Regions from separate parts of the Homo sapiens genome. Here regions 2 and 3 are each linked to region 1. The links are chromatin contacts, found by Hi-C in ENCODE. All regions are on one chromosome and are shown on one strand. Each heading gives the region's core, a stretch centred on a gene start or an enhancer-like site at or near the end of the contact. The rest is flanking DNA. Distances are from core to core; before and after follow the strand shown. Region 1 holds the start of GADD45A (growth arrest and DNA damage inducible alpha). Region 2 holds the start of FPGT-TNNI3K (FPGT-TNNI3K readthrough). Region 3 holds the start of TYW3 (tRNA-yW synthesizing protein 3 homolog).

Evidence for each region. Hi-C counts contacts between places; a loop is a spot of excess contacts on that map. Pooled maps may share reads with other maps.
Region 2: a map of CD8-positive, alpha-beta T cell shows a loop between it and region 1 (16-fold over the local background). The contact joins the promoter of FPGT-TNNI3K here to the promoter of GADD45A in region 1. A Hi-C loop is called at or near these places in 3 of 168 maps with a recorded cell type or tissue (CD4-positive, alpha-beta T cell, CD8-positive, alpha-beta T cell and naive thymus-derived CD4-positive, alpha-beta T cell) and 7 of 50 pooled maps.
Region 3: a map of CD8-positive, alpha-beta T cell shows a loop between it and region 1 (13-fold over the local background). The contact joins the promoter of TYW3 here to the promoter of GADD45A in region 1. A Hi-C loop is called at or near these places in 3 of 168 maps with a recorded cell type or tissue (CD4-positive, alpha-beta T cell, CD8-positive, alpha-beta T cell and naive thymus-derived CD4-positive, alpha-beta T cell) and 6 of 50 pooled maps.

The regions. Positions count from the first base shown.
Region 1 is chr1:67,682,483-67,686,530 of GRCh38, forward strand. It overlaps GADD45A (growth arrest and DNA damage inducible alpha), which reads left to right and starts at 2,719. Exons shown (of 4, transcript NM_001924.4): 1 at 2,719-3,056; 2 at 3,543-3,644; 3 at 3,868-4,048. The coding sequence starts at 3,013. RefSeq lists a cis regulatory region at 128-620, silencers at 2,383-2,562, 2,573-2,632, 2,823-2,982, 3,453-3,582, 3,653-3,792 and enhancers at 3,690-4,048, 3,893-3,942, 3,973-4,048.
Region 2 is chr1:74,196,154-74,200,102 of GRCh38, forward strand. It overlaps FPGT-TNNI3K (FPGT-TNNI3K readthrough), which reads left to right and starts at 2,089. Exons shown (of 27, transcript NM_001112808.3): 1 at 2,089-2,207; 2 at 3,511-3,678. The coding sequence starts at 2,126. It overlaps LRRIQ3 (leucine rich repeats and IQ motif containing 3), which reads right to left and starts at 2,023. Exons shown (of 8, transcript NM_001105659.2): 1 at 1,843-2,023. It overlaps FPGT (fucose-1-phosphate guanylyltransferase), which reads left to right and starts at 2,089. Exons shown (of 4, transcript NM_003838.5): 1 at 2,089-2,207; 2 at 3,511-3,678. The coding sequence starts at 2,126. RefSeq lists a silencer at 1,927-2,026.
Region 3 is chr1:74,730,699-74,734,824 of GRCh38, forward strand. TYW3 (tRNA-yW synthesizing protein 3 homolog) reads left to right here and starts at 2,454. Exons shown (of 6, transcript NM_138467.3): 1 at 2,454-2,720. The coding sequence starts at 2,547. It overlaps CRYZ (crystallin zeta), which reads right to left and starts at 2,352. Exons shown (of 9, transcript NM_001889.4): 1 at 2,258-2,352. RefSeq lists enhancers at 1,149-1,438, 2,034-2,744, 2,299-2,588, 2,969-3,068.

The DNA of each region.
Region 1 (4,048 bases), core at 1,469-3,968:
AGTTATCACACTGATTATAAAGAAATATATATATATATATAATATTGATATAGGAAAATTTCTCTGATTTACCATTGACTATCAATGTCCTCCAGGACTAATAAACAGTTAATGATAAATCAACTATGTCCATTCTAATGTGTAACTACAATCTAACTGTGTAGCTAAATGCAGTTTTTACTTCCAGTCATGAGGCCCAACTTTGAAGATAATCACTGAGAAAACATTCTAGGTATACTCAGCAATCAGGCAAAATGATGTAACGTATCTGAGTCAGAAAGTATGACAAATGAATATTTTTGCATACTGGAAGCCCAAGCTTATCTCAGAGAAAATCCCCAAAATACTTGGGCAAATAACTTTCTGATGAAGTCAAATATAGCATGCAGTATAATTTTTGAGTGGAGGACTAAGCCTATAATAAGAAGTAACCATTTGATATCACATTTTTACTGGATATAGTCGACTTGGGTGGGGCACTTTAGGACTGTGGTTCATTTGAATTGGTGTAAACAATACACCGGTTCTACTGTCCTACAGCCTCCATTCAGATGACTGAAGTCATGGGACTTTCAGCATAGCTAGCTGATGACAGTGCATACTATTTTGTCCCAAAATCCAGTTCAAGCATGGACATACCAATAAGAGCCTAAGCTCTTTAAAGGCAAAGGACCAGGAATTGTACAGTTCTTGGTATAGAAGAAGACAGGCAAAAGTGTTTTTGAACTAACGTTAAATGTGCAATATGTTAGAATTCATGCAATGCACAGGACTGCAGGATTCTGATATCTTATTTAACTCTCAAATTCTATTCAACTCAATAAACCTTGACTGTGCTTCTACTAAATGCAGGTATTGTACTAGGAGCTGAGGACACCAAACTGATGAAGTCCTTGCTGTCAAGAAACTCACATGATTCCCTAATTCTTTGTCAGCTTGCTGTGATCACATTTTCTTCCCAAGAACCTCTAAGAAATGCCTAGTGGATAGAACCTTGGAGTTCCACGGAACATATTAACAATCGCCAAATGATGACTCAGGCTAGATTGTGTAATTCAGGTTTTGTCTGCAAAACTGAAAATGCTTCGGTAACCTACCTAAATTTCAATGTTGAGGAATTCTTTAAGAAAGACATCAAATGTTAAGATTTAAGGCATAGATATGAGATACATAGTCATGCTTAGGTGAATTATGCACTGACCATGACCATTTCTTTACTCAAATGTTGTCCATGGCTGACAACACAGTGAAAAAATGAGTGCAAAATGACAACTCAAATAAATGAACCAGAAAACCTATCACTTTTCTTTTCCACCAAATTAAGATCAAGAGAGCTGGAGAATATTTTGTCTAGAGTGATAAAAACATAAGGGTGCAAAACTTCCAGGTACCTTTGCAGAAATTACTTCTGTGACCTTTGGCTGTACAGCAACCTTAATAATGCAAGCACTGTTTTGAATGCAAGCATGTGGGAGCCATTTTCACCACTTTTGATGACTTCAGTAGGTTTAAGAAATGTTTTTGCTTTTATTGCATAAACCATAAAACAAAGGAAGGGACTTTTGAACTACTCAGTGAGAGTCTATATATTAAAGTTTGTTTTTCAAAAATGTGTAACTACCATTTGCAGTTTTAAAGGTCTGCTTTCCACCTACAAGTTGCCATTATCTCAAAGGTGAAATTTTAGCATATGACTAAAAACTTCCTATAGTTACAGCTTCATGATTCAGCATCTAACATCAATAATTCACAGTGAGATCATAGGAGGCTCTCTGTGGAAGGTAACGACATACATACGTTAGGAAAGGAAGCTTAGGGCATATCGAGAGCATTTTGAATTTAGACTTGTGGGCTGTGTGGGTGTCAGATGGTTGTCTCTCAGCTGGTGGGCGTCCAGAAGGATCCTTGTTTGGGCAAGGCTCTTTGAGAAAGGAGAATCTGGGTTGCCAGGGATTCCCACATGTGGTCACCAGCTCCCCACGCAGACCAGCTCACGATTTCCCAGTTACACCGGGCAGGTGGGAAACCGTTCTGCTTTCTGTGGAAAAGATTCTAACTTGGTTCCCTGCCATCCCTGAATACAAACGGGTTGGTTTTTCTTTTTTCAGCTTCCAACCCTTGCAGCTTTCCAAAAATAAATCAAACCAGCCATCAGGGCACCGAAATAATACTACTGCTAATAAGCAGCTTCGCCTAGACTTAGATAAACAACACTTCTGAGGTAAACTTTGCCCCGGAGGTCTGGAGACACTTTTTTAATGTAACCTGCTTACTAATAATTACTAGACTTCAGTGCATTAACCCTGGAAATAGATTTTAATAGCCACCCCTTAAAACAAAAGACATGAAAAGATAATAAGAAAAAAGTGCCGCAACTATTATAGAAAAACACTTGGCAGCCTGCTTCAGCCCAAGCTGAGGCCACCTCTAGCCTCTGCTAAAGCCCCCCACTCCCAATGGTCCCCGCCAACCGGATAAGAGTGCGCGCGGGACCCGCCTTCCCCTCTCGGCACCGCCCCCGCCCCCGCCCCCTCGGCTCGCCTCCCGCGTGGCTCCTCCCTTTTCCGCTCCTCTCAACCTGACTCCAGGAGCTGGGGTCAAATTGCTGGAGCAGGCTGATTTGCATAGCCCAATGGCCAAGCTGCATGCAAATGAGGCGGAAGGTGGTTGGCTGAGGGTTGGCAGGATAACCCCGGAGAGCGGGGCCCTTTGTCCTCCAGTGGCTGGTAGGCAGTGGCTGGGAGGCAGCGGCCCAATTAGTGTCGTGCGGCCCGTGGCGAGGCGAGGTCCGGGGAGCGAGCGAGCAAGCAAGGCGGGAGGGGTGGCCGGAGCTGCGGCGGCTGGCACAGGAGGAGGAGCCCGGGCGGGCGAGGGGCGGCCGGAGAGCGCCAGGGCCTGAGCTGCCGGAGCGGCGCCTGTGAGTGAGTGCAGAAAGCAGGCGCCCGCGCGCTAGCCGTGGCAGGAGCAGCCCGCACGCCGCGCTCTCTCCCTGGGCGACCTGCAGTTTGCAATATGACTTTGGAGGAATTCTCGGCTGGAGAGCAGAAGACCGAAAGGTGAGTCGGCCTGCGGACTCTTCCGGCCCGAACTTCTCTTACCTACCCCGCGCTCCCCGGTGCAGCCGGGCTGTGGAAGGCTTGCAGGGGAGGAAGCTAAAAAGTTTGCACAGGGCAACTCCCGCCCTTGCTCCCTCGGGACTCTCCGTGGAGCTCCCACGGACTGAAAGAGCGTGCCCCCCAACCCGAACGAGCCCCGCCGGGGCCTTTGCAAAGGGCAGCAGTGGCCGTCGCTGCCCGTGCGGCTCCCGTGGCTGGCAGCCTGTGGCAGGGGCACTCTCGGGACTTCTCACGGGACGCCCGGTCCTTGGGCGTGCAGGGGTCATGGGGGGTGACGGGGCCGCGGGAGCGCCGGGTTTTCGTAGAGCCCAGGTGCGCGGTGGTGCTTGCATTCGAGAGGGAGGGGCGTGGTACCGGACGAGGGGGGCGGCGATGGCCCCGAGGGCACCGGGGCTGACGGGACCCCTCGCCCTTGCCCGCGTGTAGGATGGATAAGGTGGGGGATGCCCTGGAGGAAGTGCTCAGCAAAGCCCTGAGTCAGCGCACGATCACTGTCGGGGTGTACGAAGCGGCCAAGCTGCTCAACGTGTAAGTGGGGCCCTTGCGCGTCCCCCATGGCACCCCTTCCCGCCCCAGCCCGGGAGGTCGCCTTGGCTGGGCGCCCCTCGCCCGGCCGCGCCACTTCCTGTCGCTTTTCTGCCTGTCTCGGAAGGGAGGGGGCGAGCGGGCCGGGCGGCGACCCCCAGGGACCCGGGCAGTGGTTGAGGGCGCCCGCGCTTCTGCGCTCACTGGCCCCGCCCGCTGCCCCCAGCGACCCCGATAACGTGGTGTTGTGCCTGCTGGCGGCGGACGAGGACGACGACAGAGATGTGGCTCTGCAGATCCACTTCACCCTGATCCAGGCGTTTTGCTGCGAGAACGACATCAACATCCTGCGCGTCAGCAACCCGGGCCGGCTGGCGGAGCTCCTGCTCTTGGAGACCGACGCTGGC
Region 2 (3,949 bases), core at 839-3,338, 6.5 Mb after region 1:
CATCCTTCCCAGATCCAAGAAATACTCTAATATTCTGTATGATACCGTCCTAGATCCAATAAATACTCTATTTAATATTCTGTATGATAGAATCTAACACATCACTCTGTTTGTCTCCTCACAATTGTTACCACTGGATTTTTTATTTGGTTACTTCTTCCTTCTTTATTTCACCTTATTAGAATATACAGACCCCAAACATATAGGCTCTGCTGACCTTCACTCCCTTGGGACCTCACTTAGTTCCACAGTTAAAATTAATTCTATCTTCTTGCTGACAATTCCCAAAATTGTATCTCTAGCCCAGACCTCTCTCCTGAATTCTAGACTCGTATGTATAATGCATACAGACACATACACACACAAACTTCCATTACATATTCACTGCATACACATGTCTCTTTATTCCACATGTCCAAAATCAAATTCTGGACCCTATTACCCCAAAAACCTTCCTCAGTCGGAAACTTACCCATCTTAATTGATGGCCAATCCATCCCAAGGCAGTCATTTTGACTCCTCTTTTTCTCTTACAGTCCACACCCATTAATTCCATCAGCACATTTTATTGTTTTTGTCTTAAAAATATATCCAGAATCTGACCAACTTCTCACCATTCCCACTGCTACCATCCTGGTCAAGCCTTCACCAGCTCTCACCTGCAATATTGCAGTAACCTCCAAAGAAGTCTCCCTGCTTCTATCATTGCCTCATCCCCCATTATAATCTATTCTCCTATCTCCGAGTGATCTCTTTAAACATAAGCCAAGTCACTTCAAAACCCTGCAATGGCTTTGTTTCCCTCAAGAGTAAAAACCAAAATTCTTCCTATGGCCCTTTGTTCTCTCTCTGACCTTCTCTCGCTACTTTCTCCTTTGGTTACTTTCACTCAAGTCTCTGTATTTTCTAAATGTTCTTCAATAAGATACTGTTTTTTTAATTAATGAAGTTTTAAATGTAAAACTATGAAAGAGTAATCTAATCTGCCATTTTATCCAAATGTTTCCACTATTAGAACACGATTGTATAACAAGTCTGAGAAGAAAAACTAAGTAAATTTATGACAAGAGTTTATGGTGCCCTGAATGTCTACGTACCTAATGAAGACGTTGATACAGAGAAATCGTCTCAAAAAATCAAACGGTATGGTGAAATACCACAAGTTCTGGGTTTGGGATTGAAATATATTTCTTAAATCTTTTATTACTTACTAATTGTGATACCTTGACTAACTCACTATTCTCTGATTCAGTTTTCTTCTGTGTAAAGATGAAGTGGTCTGTAAAACCAAGAAACCTCGTGTTCTATAACAGGAACACCTTTATATAGCTACCCAAAAAAACACCTAAAAAGGCTGACTTATTCCTAAGAGTGTTATTGAACATTCTAGATTAATCTGCATATACAAAAGAATGCCAGAGAAGAAACCAAAATACCAAAAATATTTGGAGCCTGGTTGCGGACTGAATTTTATACAACTTTCAAAGACACTATTTGAGAGGCTGTCGTGTGTAGCCTACTAAGAAAAAACAGAGGGGTGGGGTGGCTCACTCTCTAGGAACCACAAACTTAAGGTTCCTAGAAAGAGCAGAGATTTTAAATATTCAGACTGTGTATGTATCATGACCCAGGGTTGGGGGCAGATGGCCCGGGGTGGCGGGGGAAAGGAGAGATGGCGGAGATCTTCTATCAGGCTATCCTGGGGAACTGCTCCAGGCTGAAACAAACCACCAGTTAGGACGAACCGCCTTTGATGTGAAAGCTGGGAAGCTAGAATGTAGTTTCGCCTTATCCTTAGCGGGTCGGTTCTAACAATTTTGTCACCCAAACTGAACCACTCACCGGGTCAACTGGGCTGCAAGCCCTTATGAGTTGGAGACAAGTGGCCCAGCCCCAACACAGTCAGACAAATCGCTGGGCGGCCATCTGCTCCTGAGACCGTTGCTAGAGAAACAAGACAACATCCAAGTTCTCCACATCATGGTTTTCCGGGCGCCAGCCAAGGCGCTCCGGGGGCGTGGTTACGTGGGCGACGCACGGAGGGGGCGGGTCAGAAACAACCGGGCGGAGGCGCACCCCAGGGCGCATGCGTGCTGTGCGGCGCGGTCTCAGGGAAGGTGGGGCTATGGCAGCTGCTAGGGACCCTCCGGAAGTATCGCTGCGAGAAGCCACCCAGCGAAAATTGCGGAGGTTTTCCGAGCTAAGAGGTACCAGAGAAGGCACCGGAGTTCTCCTGGGCAATGCAGAGGGAGGGTGCTTTTACGTGCCAGGAGGTTTGCTGGACTGTCACTTCCCGTTTACTTCTCATCTGTAGGCCTATGACGCTCCCCAGGAGTAGCTAGCTAATAATCCTTTTGAGTTTTTTATTCTTTTCACTGTCCCTGCTTGACATGCTTGTTGCTTACTTTATTCTTAGTAGTATAGATATTAAAAATGAGGGCGGAGGAAGAAGAAGAAAATCTTACTAGTGAAGTTATGCATTGATTAGCTCATTAATAAAAGTTGCTTTAAATAAATCTAAAAGATACGAAGCACAGTATTTTGAACTTTATGAGTAGATGCCAGCCCCCTATCTACTTCACGCTTTACATTACGTTCATCTACTTCTGTAATGTAACCGTTTGTTGAGGGAGTAACAGAACATGGAGGAATTATGGATTAAAAATTAAAAGGAAGAAATTTGTTATCAAAAAATTGGCTATGACACTTAATCCCTGTACACCTGTCTAATAAAAGTGATTATATTTGTGTTGCAGTGACTGCTTAAAAAATACTGGGACTAATTCTTGGATAACAGTAAAACTTTCAGGACTATTAGATTCTAGCTGACAAGTTCTGTTTGTTAACTAATTAAAATGCTAAATCATTTTGTTTATCAATAAAGAGATTCCAACTGTCTACTAAAAGTGCACACTGTCTTTTAAAGATGTCATCAGAGAGTTGGGACCTTCTGTTATCCAGAATTTTATGTTATATTCTAACAGCCTATGTAAGTTTGCATGGTTCATCTTAAAGTAATAGAAAATAAAGTACCCACATTTATAAACAGCAACATTGAGGGAAGGGATCTTTGGGTTGTGTCTTTCTTAGTCACCTAACACCAAGTGTCCGTGATACATAAGAATTGATTTGCAAAGCTGGAGATTTGTTTATGTTTATCTCCTCTTCTTATTGAAGAATTGAGGCAATAGTCTTTGGCAAGTTAAAAGTCGCTCTCTTAATCAAGAAACATTATGTCATTCAGAATTTATAATTAAATTGGATTGCAAACCATAAAAGGAGGGAGTGATCTAAAAGAAAAAAAAGGAACTTGTGAACAGTCTTCATTATAACTATTTTGAATCGTATTAATGCACCACTAATTATTCCCTAACTTTCAAAAGCCAAAGATACATTTTGGAAGATGATAATGGATATTACCTTCTTTATCATCTTTCTCAATAGGCAAACCTGTGGCAACTAGAAAATTCTGATAATTTTTGTTTTCATTTCCTTGCTTTTTCCAAATAGGCAAACTTGTAGCACGTGGAGAATTCTGGGACATAGTTGCAATAACAGCGGCTGATGAAAAACAGGAACTTGCTTACAACCAACAGCTGTCAGAAAAGCTGAAAAGAAAGGAGTTACCCCTTGGAGTTCAATATCACGTTTTTGTGGATCCTGCTGGAGCCAAAATTGGTACGCGCTTTATGGTCAGTTTTATAATATAGGTCCTAAGCAGAATAATCATTGAAGAAAAGGTTTCTGTGACTTACAGTGTATAAGCTGCATATCTCTACCCACAGCTTTACAAACTTTAAAATTTGAACATAAATTGACTTTTTTTAGAAAGATAAAAGGAATAGCAACTGTTCTTACCCATTATGACTTACCTTGAAAAACTTCCAGAATGTTACTTAAAAGAAAATTTTATTAGTTTTAATGAAATTCACACTATTCAGATAGGAAT
Region 3 (4,126 bases), core at 1,204-3,703, 7.0 Mb after region 1:
CTGTAATTAAATGGTGTTAGCTGATTTTTTTCTTTACCATCCTTTTCATCTCACCCTTTGAGATGCTGGCATATAAGACCCTTTACTTCGTAGAAATAAACTTTACAATAGTGATAGTGAGACAGATTGAGCTAGAAAATGTGAAATCAAACTAACCTGCAGGTAGAATCGCATATTTTATGACTAAGGCATCTGCTTAGAGTTTGAAATTTCTCAAATGCCCACTAAGTCAGGGAATGCAGCAGAAATACAAAGGACATGATTCTATTTTTAAAAATGTATAAAAAAAAATTACTCCCTAGCATCGGATCCTTGTGAACAGGACAGGCCTTTCCATTGCTTGTGCTTTTTAATTAAACTATACTTCAAATAGGCCTTCCTGTTTATCAAATATAAACTTTTAAAAATTAAGAGTCCCTTGGTTTAATTTTTGGTTTAATTTTACCTCTGAAAGGTTGCCAATATGCCTTACAAATCTAGGAAATAGAAAATCTAAAATCCCTCTTCCAACAGTGATCTTTTTCCTGGCTATGCTTGTATCCATTTGATTTAAACGAAAATTAAAGGAATTGGGAAAATGTTAGGAGTATATTTTAACATAGGATGAACAGATCAAGTCACAAAGCCAGAGCAAAGGAACATTATGAGACAAGAGCAAAAGTAAAATTAAATAAGAATTCTGGCAAGAATTTTAAAAACTGAAAACTTAGAAAAAAAATCAATCATTACAAATTGTTCTGCTGCTAATACACAATGACTCATGTAAGCATATGGTTTATTATTAACCCAGAAATGTAAAAAAGGCAAGAATTACAAGTGGTCAGAGAAAGTCTCTTCCTGGCTGTGTGATCTTATCAGGTCACTTCTGTTCACTTGAGATAGGACGGGGTAAGAAGAGGGGAGGAGTTTAATAATTTCGGACTCCTCCAGGTTCCATGATCGTATGGAACAGGGCAGTCTGTTCCCTAATGCTGGAGGAGTAGAGCTTGGAGAGATTTGCTGCTGAACTCGCTGCGCTAACCAGACACGTAATCACAGTGGCTTCAGAGGGACTCGCACAACAATTTCCATTAGCTACGGACAAGCATTCCAAACTTTAGCCTTTAGGTTTAATCATTGACACACCTTCCCTGGTCACTGAGTCTCCTCTAGAAACTCAGTATAAACATCCAACGATGTGTTAACAGGGTGTTTTGTAATTTTCTTTTGAAGATTATTCTAGGTGGTGGGCGTCACAGGGTCAATAAAACTATACATTTCTCTCAAAGACTGCAATCCTGATGGCAAAGCTGGAGGAAGCTCCGGGAAACCTGTAATTGTGGGAATCCAAGACAAAAAATCCCCCACAGCTGGGCTGTGGGAAGGGGCCCTACCTAGGAGAAGAAATCAAATCCCCTACAGCTGGGCTGTGCGAAGGGGCACTACCTAGGAGAAGAAATCCCCTACAGCTGGGCTGTGGGAAGGAGCCCTACCTAGGAGAAATCCCCTACAGCTGACAGGTGGGCTGTGGGAAGGGGCCCTACCTAGGAGAAGAAATCAAATCCCCTACAGCTGGGCTGTGCGAAGGGGCACTACCTAGGAGAAGAAATCCCCCACAGCTGGGCTGTGGGAAGGAGCCCTACCTAGGAGAAATCCCCTACAGCTGACAGGTGGGCTGTGGGAAGGGGCCCTACCTAGGAGAAGAAATCAAATCCCTACAGCTGGGCTGTGCGAAGGGGCCCTACCTAGGAGAAGAAATCCCCTACAGCTGGGCTGTGGGAAGGGGCCCTACCTAGGACAAATCCTCTACAGCTGAGAGCTGGGCTGTGGGAAGGGGCCCTGGACAGACCGCTGGGCGCTGCTGCAGGAATCCCCAAACCCAGGCACTGGCTGCAGGGAAAAATCAAGCGGGTGACTGGCGGGGGGGGGGGGGGGGGGTGCAGCGTGGGGCTGGGGGACAGGGAGTGCGGGGGGCGGAGGCTGGGCAGGGGTAGTGCCAACGGACACCTCATGGTGTGGTAGCCTAAACTCAGAGCCTAAACGCAGGACCAGGGCTAGGAGCCCAGGACCAGAAGGCAAAACTTCCTACCTGATTTATGGATGGGAACTTGCAGCCCCTGGAGGGGAATGGCTTCGGTCTGGAGCTCTACGCACTAGTTCTCTGGGAGGACAGAGGGCAGGAAAGGGGTGCAGCCAAAATCAAACTCGGTTCCACTTGGACGAGCAGTGGGGAGATTCGCTGTCTAAACAACTAAGGAGAGTTTTTAAAACCACTTACCAGAATCTAGAGTGGGAATTAAAATCTGCGTGGGCTTCTTCAGATTCCACAGAAATGAGGACTGCCACACCTTCTCCAACTTTTGCAGGCTCCACCCAGGATGTGCGCCTCGCTCCACCCAGGATGTGCGCCTCTCTCCACCCCTAGGCGAAGGCACTAGAATTTCCCAAATTAAGAACGAAGAGGAAGTTTGGACCTTTTCGGCCACCGCTCGCTTCAATATGGCTGCCCCCAGGGAGAGACGAGGCTACCATGAAGGAGCCGAGCGCAGACCCTGAGTCCGTCACCCATGGATCGCAGCGCGGAGTTCAGGAAATGGAAGGCGCAATGTTTGAGCAAAGCGGACCTCAGCCGGAAGGGCAGTGTTGACGAGGATGTGGTAGAGCTTGTGCAGTTTCTGAACATGCGAGATCAGTTTTTCACCACCAGCTCCTGCGCTGGCCGCATCCTACTCCTTGACCGGGTGAGGCCCCTTTGCGCCTGTCCATCGCCTGCCTTCTAGTGCGAAACTTCAGGAGCCCTGTTCCCATCCAGTGACGACCGGATCCAGCATGTCTGTGTTTGCTCCTCTGAGGGGTGGTCTCTGTTTCTTTATATGTGAAATTTAGGGGATTAGATCAGTGCTTCTAAAAGTTTAACGTGGCTATTAATCAGCTGAGCATCTTTTAAAATACAGATCCCGATTCTTTAAGTGTAGGGTAGGGCCTGATACTGTGCATTTCTAACAAGTGCCCAAATGATGTTGAAACTGCTGACCTGGGAACTATCTTGTGTGGCAAAGTTTAGAAAATTTGATTTTATTATATGAATACTAAGGGAATCTAAAGACTTTGTAGCTTGCTAAGGTATTGAATGCCGGAATCCGCTCATCAACAGCTCTGGCAAATCATTGTTACTGCATGCTTGAACATCACCAGTGTTAAGGAGTTTACTGCCTCCTAGTGAGCCCCTCCATTATTACAACTCTAGTAGTTTTACGCAGAGAAAAGTACGATCGTATATAATTTAGGATGGTTAGACTTTTTTTTTTAACTTTATGATGGGTTTACAGGGGTAGTAAATGCATTTTGACTTACATTTTCCACTTATGACGGATTTATTGGGATGTAACCCCATCATAAATCAAGAAGCAGCTGTACAAGCCATACCTCCTTATTTGCAGGTTCAGTTACCCCAGTCAACAGCAGTCTGAAAATATTAAATGAAAATTCCAGAAATAAACAATTAGTAAGTTTTAAATTGCATGCTGTTCTGAGTAGCGTGATAAAATCTTGAGCCAACCAGCTCCTTCCAGAATGGAAGGTGAATCATCCCTTTGTCCAGAATATTCCACTATATATTCTTGCTGCCCTTTAGCTGCTTGGTAGCCTTCTGGGTTATCAGATCGACTGTGGTGGTATCACAGTGCTTGTGTTCAAGTAACTCTTATTTTACTTAATAATGGCCCCAAAGTACGGGAGTAATGATGCTGGCGATTTGGATCTGCCAACAGTAAGTTTTAAAGTGCTTTTTTGAAGTGAAAAGGTGAAAGTTCTTAAGGAAAGACTTAAGGAAAGAAAAAACAGCATATGCTGAGGTTGCTAAGATCTACGGAAAGAATGAATCTTGTCAGTGAAATTGTGAAGTGAAGAAGGAAAAAGAAATTGATCTGAGGTTTCAGGCATCCACTAGGGGGTCTTGGGACATATCCCCTGAGGATAAGGCTGCTTGGGAGTGATACTGCTTAGATTAAAAACCACGGGCTATGTGACCTTAGGAAAGCTATCTCAACTCTGCCCCTTCCTGTTCTATGAACTGAGGATAATAAAAAGTATCTGCTTTATAGGGATTTTGTGTGGAGAAAATAGGATAATTTTTTTTGAAATATTT